Linked DNA regions of Homo sapiens: region 1 is linked to region 2. Evidence: read pairs that join two places in POLR2A ChIA-PET (ENCODE). Cell type or tissue: Panc1. All regions are shown on one strand. Links, peaks and the distances in the headings refer to the core of each region. The heading gives the core; the rest is flanking DNA.

Evidence for each region. ChIA-PET counts read pairs that join two places held together with the same protein. Peaks named below come from ENCODE experiments on the same cell type or tissue, not always from the same donor. Only the 100,000 strongest peaks of a DNase experiment are listed, where the experiment ranks them.
Region 1: POLR2A ChIA-PET joins it to region 2 with 12 read pairs; 3 of 35 experiments call an interaction of 5 or more read pairs at or near these places.

The regions. Positions count from the first base shown.
Region 1 is chr19:3,927,751-3,933,189 of GRCh38, forward strand. ATCAY (ATCAY kinesin light chain interacting caytaxin) reads left to right here. Exons shown (of 13, transcript NM_033064.5): 13 at 1-332. It overlaps NMRK2 (nicotinamide riboside kinase 2), which reads left to right and starts at 5,319. Exons shown (of 8, transcript NM_170678.3): 1 at 5,319-5,428. In Panc1, for the core only: no CTCF peak of the experiment used is centred there; no DNase peak of the experiment used is centred there.
Region 2 is chr19:4,048,800-4,054,073 of GRCh38, forward strand. It overlaps ZBTB7A (zinc finger and BTB domain containing 7A), which reads right to left. Exons shown (of 3, transcript NM_015898.4): 2 at 5,172-5,274. Among named protein-coding and RNA genes, the nearest start is that of ZBTB7A, 15 kb to the right of the region's middle. In Panc1, for the core only: no CTCF peak of the experiment used is centred there; no DNase peak of the experiment used is centred there; H3K27ac peaks cover 651 bases.

The DNA.
Region 1 (5,439 bases), core at 230-5,229, 120 kb before region 2:
CCACCGTTCCCAGCTGGGCCACGACCTGCACCGTCCACAGATGGGCTTTGAGATGGATTTGTATCAGGGTGGGGGGTGTGGTTTGGCCAAAATGCAATGGACCCCGACCCCTCCTCGTAAAAGGATGTTGGGTTTCCCTCTGGTGACACATGGGATGCGTCATAAACCCTCCCCCAAAGTCCTGGTCAGCAGCCCATCCTTCCAACGATGAGTTTTGCGGTTTTTCAGAACAGAAATGATCACTACGATTGACGACGGTCGTGATGTTAAGACGTCGTCTCCATGAGCTTTGGGGGGACTTTTATGTGGAATAAAGAAACTATCACTGAGAAGGGAGGTTTGTTCCTTTTGAGTACTAGTAACAGGCAGGGCCCAGTGGCTCACCCCTGCCATCCCAGCACTTTGGGATGCGGAGGCGGGAGGATCACCTGAGGTCAGGAGTTCCAGACCAACCTGGCCAACATGGTGAAACCCCGTCTCTACTAAAAATACAAAAATTAGCCGGGCGTGGTGGCACACGCCTGTAATCCCAGCTACTCAGGAGGCTGAGGCAGGAGAATCACTTGAACCCGGGAGGCAGAGGCTGCAGTGAGCCACGATCACGCCTGCCAGTTCTCTCCATCCACCCAGTGGGGACACTGTGCGGTGGCCATGTCATACCCACCTTGATGTCTCTGTCACCAGCAGGTCCCAAAGTCATGCTACTGTGCTCCAGTTGTGTTTATGCCGGCAGGTGCCCTTTAGGGGAAAAGGTGGGGTCTTCGTGGGTGGATGGAGGGGACAAAGAGGGTGGAGCTGGTGCTGGGATCCTGGGGAGCCGCTCCCAGTTTGGAGGTGACAGCCCCCTCCTTTATCCTACTGCACGGGGTCTCTGATTACCCTGAGAGGTTTCTTGAAAACCCCATTCACGGCCAGGCACGGTGGCTCACGCCTGTAATCCCAACACTTTGGAAGGCCGAGGCAGGTGAATCACTTGAGGTCAGGAGTTTGAGGCCAGCCTGGCCAACGTGGTGAAACCCCGTCTCTACTAAAAATACTAAAATTAGCCAGGCGTGGTGGTGCGCGCCTGTAATCCCAGCTACTCGGGAGGCTGAGCCAGGAGAATTACTTGAACCCAGGGGGCGTAGGTTGCACTGAGCCGAGATGGCGCCACTTCACTCCAGCCTGGGCAAAAGAGACTCCGAACCCCCCACCAAAAAAAAACAGAAAAGAAGGCCGGGCGCGGTGGCTCACGCCTGTAATCCCAGCACTTTGGGAGTCCGAGGCGGGCAGATCACGAGGTCAGAAGATCGAGACCATCCTGGTTAACACGGTGAAACCCCGTCTCTACTAAAAATACAAAAATTAGCCCGGCGTGGTGGTGGGCACCTGTAGTCCCAGCTACTCAGGAGGCTGAGGCAGGAGAATGGCGTGAACCCGGGAGGCGGAACTTACAGTGAGCCGAGATCGTGCCACTGCACTCCAGCCTGGGTGACAGAGCAAGACTCCGTCTCAAAAAAAAAAAAAAACAACAGTAAAGAAAACCTCACTCGCTCTTTCATTCATTTCGGGGCACAGGGGGTCCAGTCCCTCACACCACTCCCAGCCCAAGGGGTGGGCTCAACCCAGGGACCTGGGGCCTTCCTGGGGACCAGGAGGAAGGGACCTTTCTGATCAGAGAACTAATACACAAGCAGCCGTCAGCCAAGCCAGCAGGAGGAGGGGTGTCCCCGGCAGAGTGACCCACGGGGAGCAAGGCCTGGGGCAGCCAGAGAGGGGCCTGAGGGCCGGATCGGCGCCACCAGTGTTGCAGAAAAACCCAGGACGAAATTAAAGTCTTCATCATTTGGTCACTTTCTTTTTATTATCATAATTACTTTTTTTTTTTTTTGAGACGGAGTCTCACTCTGTCACCCAGGCTGGAGTGCAGTGGCACAATCTCAGCTCACTGCAACCTCTGCCTCCCGGGTTCAAGCAATTCTCCTGCTTCAGCCTCCCGAGTAGCTGGGATTACAGGCGCGCGCTACCACGCCCGGCTAATTTTTGTATTAAGTAGAGATGGGGTTTCGCCATGTTGGCCAGGCTGGTCTCGAACTCCTGACCGCAGGTGGTTCTCCTGCTTTGGCTTCCCAAAGTGCTGGGAGTACAGGGGTGAGCCACCGTGCCCAGGCTTTTTTTTTTTTTTTTAATCAGGGTTTTCCTCTGTTGCTCAGGCTAGAGTGCAGTGATGCAATCTCAGCTCACTGCAGCCTCAACCTCCTGAGCTCAAGGGATCCTTCTGCCTCAGCCTCCCAAGTAGCTGGTACTACAGAAGCAGGCCACCACACCCAGCTAATTTTTTTTTTTTTTGGTAGAGATGGTGGGGGGCAAGGAGGCGGGGGTCTCACAACGTTGCCCAGACTGGTCTTGAACTCCTGGCCTCAAGCGATCCTCCCACCTTGGCCTCCTAAAATGCTGGGATTACAGTAGTGAGCCACTGCAAACATTTCTTTTTTTGAGACGGAGTCTGGCTCTGTCGCCCAGGCTGGAGTGCAGTGGCGCCATCTCGGCTCACTGCAAGCTCCACCTCCCGGGTTCATGCCATTCTCCTGCCTCAGCCTCCTGAGTAGCTGGGACTACAGGCGCCTGCCATCGTGCCCACCTAATTTTTTGTATTTTTAGTAGAGACAGGGTTTCACCGTGTTAGCCAGGATGGTCTCAATCTCCTGACCTCGTGATCCGCCTGCCTCGGCCTCCCAAAGTGCTGGGGTTACAGGCGTGAGCCACCGCGCCCGGCCAAACAGACACTTTTTTAATAAATCAAGATGAGAGTCACTTAATATAAAATTAACCATTTTTTTGTTTTTTCATTCTTTTTGAGATGTAGTCTCACTCTGTCGCCCAGGCTGGAGTGCAGTGGCGCGATCTCAGCTCACTGCAAGTTCCGTCTCCCGGGTTCACGCCATTCTCCTGCCTCAGCCTCCCGAGTAGCTGGGACTACAGGCGCCCGCCACTGCGCCCAGCTAATTTTTTTTTTGTATTTTTAGTAGAGACGGGGTTTCACCGTGGTCTCGATCTCCTGACATCGTGATCCGCCCACCTCAGCCTCCCAAAGTGCTGGGATTACAGGCGTGAGCCACCATAGCATACCCGGCCTAAAATTAACCATTTTTAAGAGTACATTCTTCACAATGTTTTGCAAATACCACCTCTATTAAATTCCAGAACATTCCATTACCCCAAAAGTAAATCTGTCCCCAGCAGCCACAGTCATCCCCACCCACCTCCCCCAGCCCCTGGCACCCACGCGTCCCCTTCCTGTCCTCGTGGATTGACGTGTCCTGGGCATTTCATGTAAATGGGATCACTGCACCGTGGGGCAGTGAGGTCGCTAATCAATACCCTGGGACCTGGGACTGCTTGGGGACTGGCAGGCATTTGTAGCCCCTGTGGCTTCTCCCTCTCCTTCCTGCCGGGGTGGGCTGGCACAGGGAGGCCTCCCAGAGGTGCCCTGCCAGGGCCTTTATCTGGGCATGTCACTGTCACCTGAGGCCCTGGGCCACGTGCCCCACCAAGAGGCTGCCAGGAAATTCTTGCCACCGAAACTGGGCCAGAGGTGAAGCCCAGGAGCCGGGCTTTCCTGGGTGCCTGCTTGAGCACCTGGAGGAGCTCTGGCCACAGACATAGCCACCCCGCTGCACTGCCACAGATCCTGTGGCTGACTGCTTTTTCTGAGCTTTCCTCATGAATACCCCAAGATTTCCAGTCCATTTTGCAAAAGCTCTTGAAGTCCAGGGTCACAATTCTGTTAACAGGACTCATAAAGTACATCATTGGTCGGGCGTGGTGGCTTAAGCCTGTAATCCCAGTACTTTGGGAGGCCAAGGAGGAAGGATCACTTGAGGCCAGGAGTTAGAGACCCGCCTAGGCAATGTAACAAGACCTCATCTCTTAAAAATTCTCTCTCTCTTTGGTGTATTGATCTCTTACTGCATACAGACATACAAACTTGGCCATCCTATCACCCCACCTTCCTAGTCACTTCCCATCCTCTGATCACCCCCCTGCTCCTGGGCTATAATTTCCCACTTTTCCTTGTATTGGTGGAAAGGGAGAAGATTGAATTCAATCTCCCTCCCATACTACAAAACCCCATGGTAGTAGTCCCTCACCCGCCTCAACAAAGTCAGCCTTACTGTTTTAAGAAGCATCAGAAAAATTATTTTCTGGTGGGGAGAGGCGTCACATGCCTGTAATCCCAGCACTTTGGGAGGCCGAGTTGGAGGAATCATCACGTGAGGCCAGGAGTTCAAGACCAACCTGGGCAACATGGCAAGACCCCATCTCTACAAAAAATTTTAAAGTTAGGTGTGGTGGTGCGAACCTGTAGTCTCAGCTGCTCGGGAGGCTGAAGCAGAAAGATCGCCCCAGTGTGAGAAGTTGAGGCTGCAGTGAGCTGTGATCACATCACCACACTCCAGCCTGGGCCACAGAGCGAGACCCTGTCTCAAAAAATTCAAAAATGTAGGCTGGGCATGGTGGCTCACACCTGTAATCCCAGCACTTTGGGAGGCCTGAGGCGGGCAGATCACCTGAGGTCAGGAGTTCAAGACCAGCCTGGCCAACATGGTGAAACCCCGTCTCTACTAAAAATACAAAAATTATCTGGGCGTGTTGGTGCTCGCCTGTAATCCCAGCTATTGGGGAGGTTGACGAAGGAGAATTGCTTGAACCTGGAAGGCAGAGGTTACAGTAAGCCAAGATGGTACCACTGCACTCCAGCCTGGGTGACAGAGCAAAACTCTGTTTCAAATTTATTTATTTTTATTTTATTTTATTTTATTTTTTTGAGACGGAGTCTCGCTCTGTCGCCCAGGTTGGAGTGCAGTGGCACAATCTCAGCTCACTGCAACCTCTACCTGCCAGGTTCAAACGATTCTCCTGCCTCAGCCTCCCAAGTAGCTGGGACTACAGGCGTGTGCCACCATGCCCAGCTAATTTTTTTTGTATTTTTAGTAGAGACGGGGTTTCACCATGCTGGCCAGGCTGGTCTCGAACTCCTGACCTCGTGATCCGCCCGCCTCGGCCTCCCAAAGTGCTGGGATTACAGGCGTGAGCCACTGCACCCGGCTCCATCTGAAATTAAAAAAAAAAAATTAAAACATTTAATAAGAGAATACTTTTTCCCTTTACCAGTAGAAGAGAGAAGCAGCAGAGTGTCATTCCTCCCCATTACCCCCTCCCCGCCCCGCCGGCCCCCAGTCAAATGACTCCACCCACAAGGCAGGCACGGGATGAATGGTCCCTGGTGTCACGCTGAGATCCTGTGGCTGGGCCCCCGGTCACCTGGGCAAGGCTATCTTGTGATTCACTGCTAAGGATCTTAAGCCCACCTTGGCCCTGACCTCGTTGGAAAACGAAGCTCCCCGCAGGGTCCCGGCCTCTAGGGCTGCTGTGCGGGCGGGGGTGGGTGAGTTCGCT
Region 2 (5,274 bases), core at 1-5,000:
ACTCCGTCTCAAAAAAAAAAATTTCACTTTTTAAGAGCGAAACTCCGTCTCAAAAAACAAATCTGCCAGGCGTGGTGGCGCAGGCCTATAATCCCAGCTACTTGGGAGGTGGAGGTTGCAGTGAGCCCAGATCACGCCACTGCCCTCCAACCTCGGTGACAGAATGAGACTGTCTCCAAAAAAAAAAAAAAAGAGAGGCAGGGTCTGGCTTTGTCCCCCAGGCTGGAGGGCAGTGGCGTGATCACGGTTCCCTGCAGCCTCGAACTCCTGGGCTCAAGCCATCGTCCTGCCTCATCCTCCAGAGTAGCACACGCACCACCACACCCTATTAAATAGCTATTAAACTATATGTGTGTGTGTGTGTGTGTGTATATATATATATATATATATATATATATATATATATATATGTAAGTTTGAGAGATGGGGGTTGAGCTACGTTACCCAGGCTAATCTCAAACTCCTGGGCTCAAGTGATCCTCTTGCCTCGGCCTCTCAAAGCTCTAGGATTACAGGTGTGAGCCACTGCGCCCGCCATGAACCCCTTTCCCTACCACAGAAGGAGACAGTGGGCTTCTGCCACTCCATCCTGCCCCTACCCCTGGGGTAGGATGAGGCCAGCCAGTGCCTGGTGCCTTCATTCATGCCACAGACCTTTGCCGAGCGCCCGCTGAGGGCCAGGCCCTGTTCCAGGTGCTGAAAATACCGCAAGGAACAAGACAGGCAAACATCCCTGCCCTCTCGAGGCTGGCGGCGGCCGAGGTGTTTGGTGACAGATAGGGTGACCAACTGTTCTGGTTTTAGCACTGAAAGTCCTGCATCCTGGGAAACCCCTCTGTCCGGGACAAAGTGGGGCAGTTGGTCACCCTAGTAACCAAGTCCCCACCCCACGACACCCAGGACTGCCCACTCTCCCCTCACTTCAGCGTCACTCCCCTATCTGGGCTCCACCCTGACGTGCAAAGGTGCAAAGCACAAGCTACGCTGGGGCCTTTGCATGTGCTGCTCCCGCAGTCCGGGGTACTTTCTTTTTTCCTCCTGGATCTTCACAGTCAAATTTGGGCTCAAATGTCACCTCCTTCCCCAGCCCTGTCTCCATCCTCCTGTCATCACCACCTGACTCTTCTATTGTTTTTTTTTCTGAGACCGAGTCTCGCTCTATCTTCCAGGCTTGAGCGCAGTGGTGTGGTCTCCGCTCACTGCAACTTCCGTCTCCCGGGTTCAAGCAATTCTTCTGCCTCAGCCTCCCAAGTAGCTGGGATTACAGGCCCTCTGCCACCACACCTGGCTCATTTTTGTATTTTTAGTAGAGACGGGGTTTCACCATGTTGGCCGGGCTGGTCTCGGACTCCTGACCTCAGGTGATCCACCCGCCTCGGCCTCCCCAAACGCTGGGATTACAGGCGTGCGCCACCACACCTGGCTGATTTTTGTATTTTTAATGGAGACAGGGTTTTCACCATGTTGGCTGGGCTGGTCTTGAACTCCTGACCTCAAGTGATCCGCCTGCCTCGGCCTCCCAAAGTGCTGGGATTACAGGCGTGAGCCACCGCGCCCGGCCGGTCTCTCTTGTTTCTGTTGATTTCCTTGTTTCTCCTCTGTCTCCCTGATTGGATTGTGAGCCCCGAGAAGGCAGGGGTTGGGTGTGACTTGAGGGCCCCTCCCTGCCTGTCTCGCCCCATGGGGGCAGCGTGGACCCAGCTTAGCCTGGAGCCTCTAGCCTACAAAGCCGGTCACCATATCAGTGGGGTGCCTGTGGCCTAGGTGGCTCCTGAACCCTTGGAATGTGGCCACTCTGAACTGATGTGCGCTGGAAGTGCAAAAGGTACCCCAGCTTTTGAAGACTTGATATGCAAAAGGTGATGTAAAATGGCTCAATGAGGATCGTGCACATTGACTACACATGGAAATGCATCTACTGGGTTAGGTAAAATGTTTCAAGTCACTTTCACCAACTCTCTTTGACTTTTTTTGAACGGGGCTGTCAGAAAATGTAAAAATATGTAAGTGGCTTGCTGGCCGGGCATGGTGGCTCACACCTGTAACCCCAGCGCTTTGGGAGGCTAAGGCGGGCAGATCACCTGAGGTCAGGAGTTCGAGACCAGCCTGGCCAACGTGGTGAAACCCCGTCTCTACTAAAAATACAAAAATTAGCCGGCATGGTGGTGGGCGCCTATAATCCCAGCTACTTGGGAAGCTGAGGCAGGAGAATCGCTTGAACCTGGGAGGTGGAGGTTGCAGTGAGCTGAGATCGTGCCACTGCACTCCAGCCTGGGCGACAGAGCAAGACTCGTCTCAAAAAAAAAAAAAAAAAAAAAAAAAAAAGTAGGTGTCTTGCCTATTCCCATTGAGTGATGCCAATCTATAGTAATAAAGTGTACTCCTTCCTGGGATCCGGAGGGCAGGAGGGAGCCCTGGGTCTCAAGAGCCCTGGCTAGAACCTGACCTACTCCTTGCTGCTGCCTGTTGTGCCCCACATCTGAGCCACCTCGGGTTTCTTCCTTCTCACACTCAATAGACTGAAGACTTCTTTAGTGTGGGGACTGGCAAACTCCTACTCATCCCTCAAAGCCCTACCTTGAATGCCCCTCTACCTTTCCTAATTCCCAAAGACCTGGCTCCCCTCTGGGTTCCTCCAGCCCTAAGTCCCTCCCTCTGGCACCAGCTACAGAGCTGGTGTCCCTAACTTTAACCCCTCCTTGGCTCTGTTGCCCTGAGGGTCAAGGCCTGGCCCTTGGCAACCAGACCCCTACCTTATCTCTAGCCTTGCTGCCCCACTGAAGCCAACAGAACGTGGTAACTTGCTAACAGAACCCTGGCCTAACCAGGTCTGTTACCAGCCTCCAGGCCTCTGGTTTACTGATCACCTTCTGCAAAGCCCACGGCAAGGTCTCCGGGCTGCCTTGCCCAGATCTGGCACAGGGCCGGGGTCACAGAGGGGATGGCAGCCACTAGGTTTTTCTAGAACCGTGCAGAGACTCCCCAGATGAGCCTGGGAGGCCCAGAGAGAGGAAGGGACTTGCCTGGAGCTGCACAGCAGGCCAGAGGGCCACGCAGAGGCGGGGTGGGGGCGGAGGTATCCCTAGTTTCATCACCCCGAGCCCCAGCCTGGGTAATTATAGCCCCGGCCACCACAGGCCCCACTTACTCAACGCCCTGCTGTGACTCAGAGGGGCCTCGGGCTCCCAGGCTTTTGGAGGGTGGAGGTGCTGGTGTCCTGGGGAGGGGGGACCAGAGCACGGGGTGGGGGAAAAGAGGAAGCAGGTGGGTCTAAATTGGGGTGGGAGGAAGAGGTCTCCACAATTGTCCCTCTCTAAGCCTCAGTTTCTCTGACTGAGGGGATCAGCCCCGGGTCGGGTGGGATAGCCAGCAGTGCCCGAGTCAGAATGAAACCGGGCCTGTGGCCTGCGGCCAGGGAGGCAGGGTGGGGGTCACCACCTTCGCTCAGCCTGGTCCCCTCTGCAGACCCCAGTTCTCTGCACCCCACCAAGCTGCTCTTCCTGAGCTCAGAGACGAACCCACAGTGACCCCTGCCTGGAGGAAGAGGAGCCCCCCAAGACCTCCAGTACCCCAACCTCACCAAGGAGGGACAAACCACCAGCTACACTGCCTGCCTCCCAAAGTGCCCTTTGCCCCCTGCCTGGCACTCCTGGGCGCCGGAGTCCAGGCCGCACCTTCCTCTCCTGGCCTGCTGGGGAGGGGGCCGGGGTGCTGGGGAGGGGTCAGTCCCAGTTCCTGTCCCCACGGGGTGGGGTTGGGAAGCTGGGACAATGGCCTCTTTCTTCAGCCTCGGTGGGCGTGGCTGGGGGAACCCCAGGGCGGGCGGGGGGCAGGGGGTGGTGCTGAGTCACCCAGCCTGGCCAGGTCCCTGCCTGCCAGCCCCCTGCCCCCACCGCTACAGCCCGCCCCGGATCTACGAGGCCCAGCCAGCCACCTCTGGACTCCTGAGACCGAATTGCAAACTGCCCGGGCCTGGCCTTGAACTCCTGCTGTTTAGGGACCAAGTCCTGTGGCTCCCAGGGGGGCACAGTGATCTCTCAAGCTGAGCTGGCCTCAGGGCCTCTGCACTGGCTGTTCCCTCTGCCTGGAACGCCCTTTCCCACAGCTGCTCCTCCCCTCCTTCAGGTTCCGGCAAGGCCTGTCCCCGGCGCCTAGAACAGGCCTGGCACCAGCAGACGCTTCATAAATGTTGGCTGATTGAAGCAAATGACCCAGGCTCACGGGAAACTCAGAAGCCGCTCCACGGCCTGGGCTGTCCCTCCCTAAGCCTGAGGGCCTGTCACCCTCTCCCAAAGCAGAAAAAGAAAAAAATCCAAAAGTGCAGAAGAGAAGAACCAGCCCTCCAGGAAGGAAGAACGACTGTGCCTTCCCGCCCACCTCCCGCAGCTCAACCCTGTCCGGCACGCTTTGCATATGATGTGGCTGTCATCTTATGTCTGGCCTGTGCTGTCACCCACCGGGATGTCCACCCACAAGGGCAGGGCCTGGTCTAGGCTGTTCTTAACAGCCACGTGGGTCAGGGAAGCGTTCGTTGGCTTTGGGCCCAAGAGGTGGGGTGTGTCTGTTTGCGTGTGTGTGCATATATGTGTGTCTGTGGGTGCATGTTTGCATGCATGTGCATGTATGTGTGCGCATGTACGTGTCTGTGTGCATGTGCCTGCATGCATGTCTGGGGGTGCGTGTGCATCTGTGTGCGTGCCTGGGTGTGCGTGTGTGCGTGCGTGCGTGCGTGCATGTGTATGTGATGTGTATGTGGTGTGCGTGTGTGTGCGCGCATGTCGGTGTGCGTGTGTGTGCGTGCATGTGTATGTGATGTGTATGTGGTGTGCATCTGTGTCTGCATGTGTCTGTGTAGCATGTCTGTATGTGTATGTGGTGTGCGTGTGCGTGTGTGCGTCTGTGTGTGTGCATGTGTACGTGGCATACGCGTCTGTGCATGTGTGTGCATGTGCGTATATATGTGCAAGTGCGTGTATGTGTGTCTGCGTGTGTGTGGATGTGTAGGTGACGTGCATGTGTCTGTGCGTGTACGTGTCTGTGTGCACGTGCGTGTATGTGTGCGTCTGCGTGCATGTGTGCGTGCGGTGCAGGGAGAGAGGCGGGAGGGGTCGTGAGCGGCGGATGCTGGGGCAGAGAGCAGGACGGCGCCTCCCCCGCGGCGGGCAGCTCACCTGGTGAAGCGGACCTTGCAGATGTTGCACTCGTAGGGCTTCTCGCCCGTGTGGGTGCGGATGTGTCGCGGCAGCTTGCCGGCGCCCTGGATGACCTTCTCGC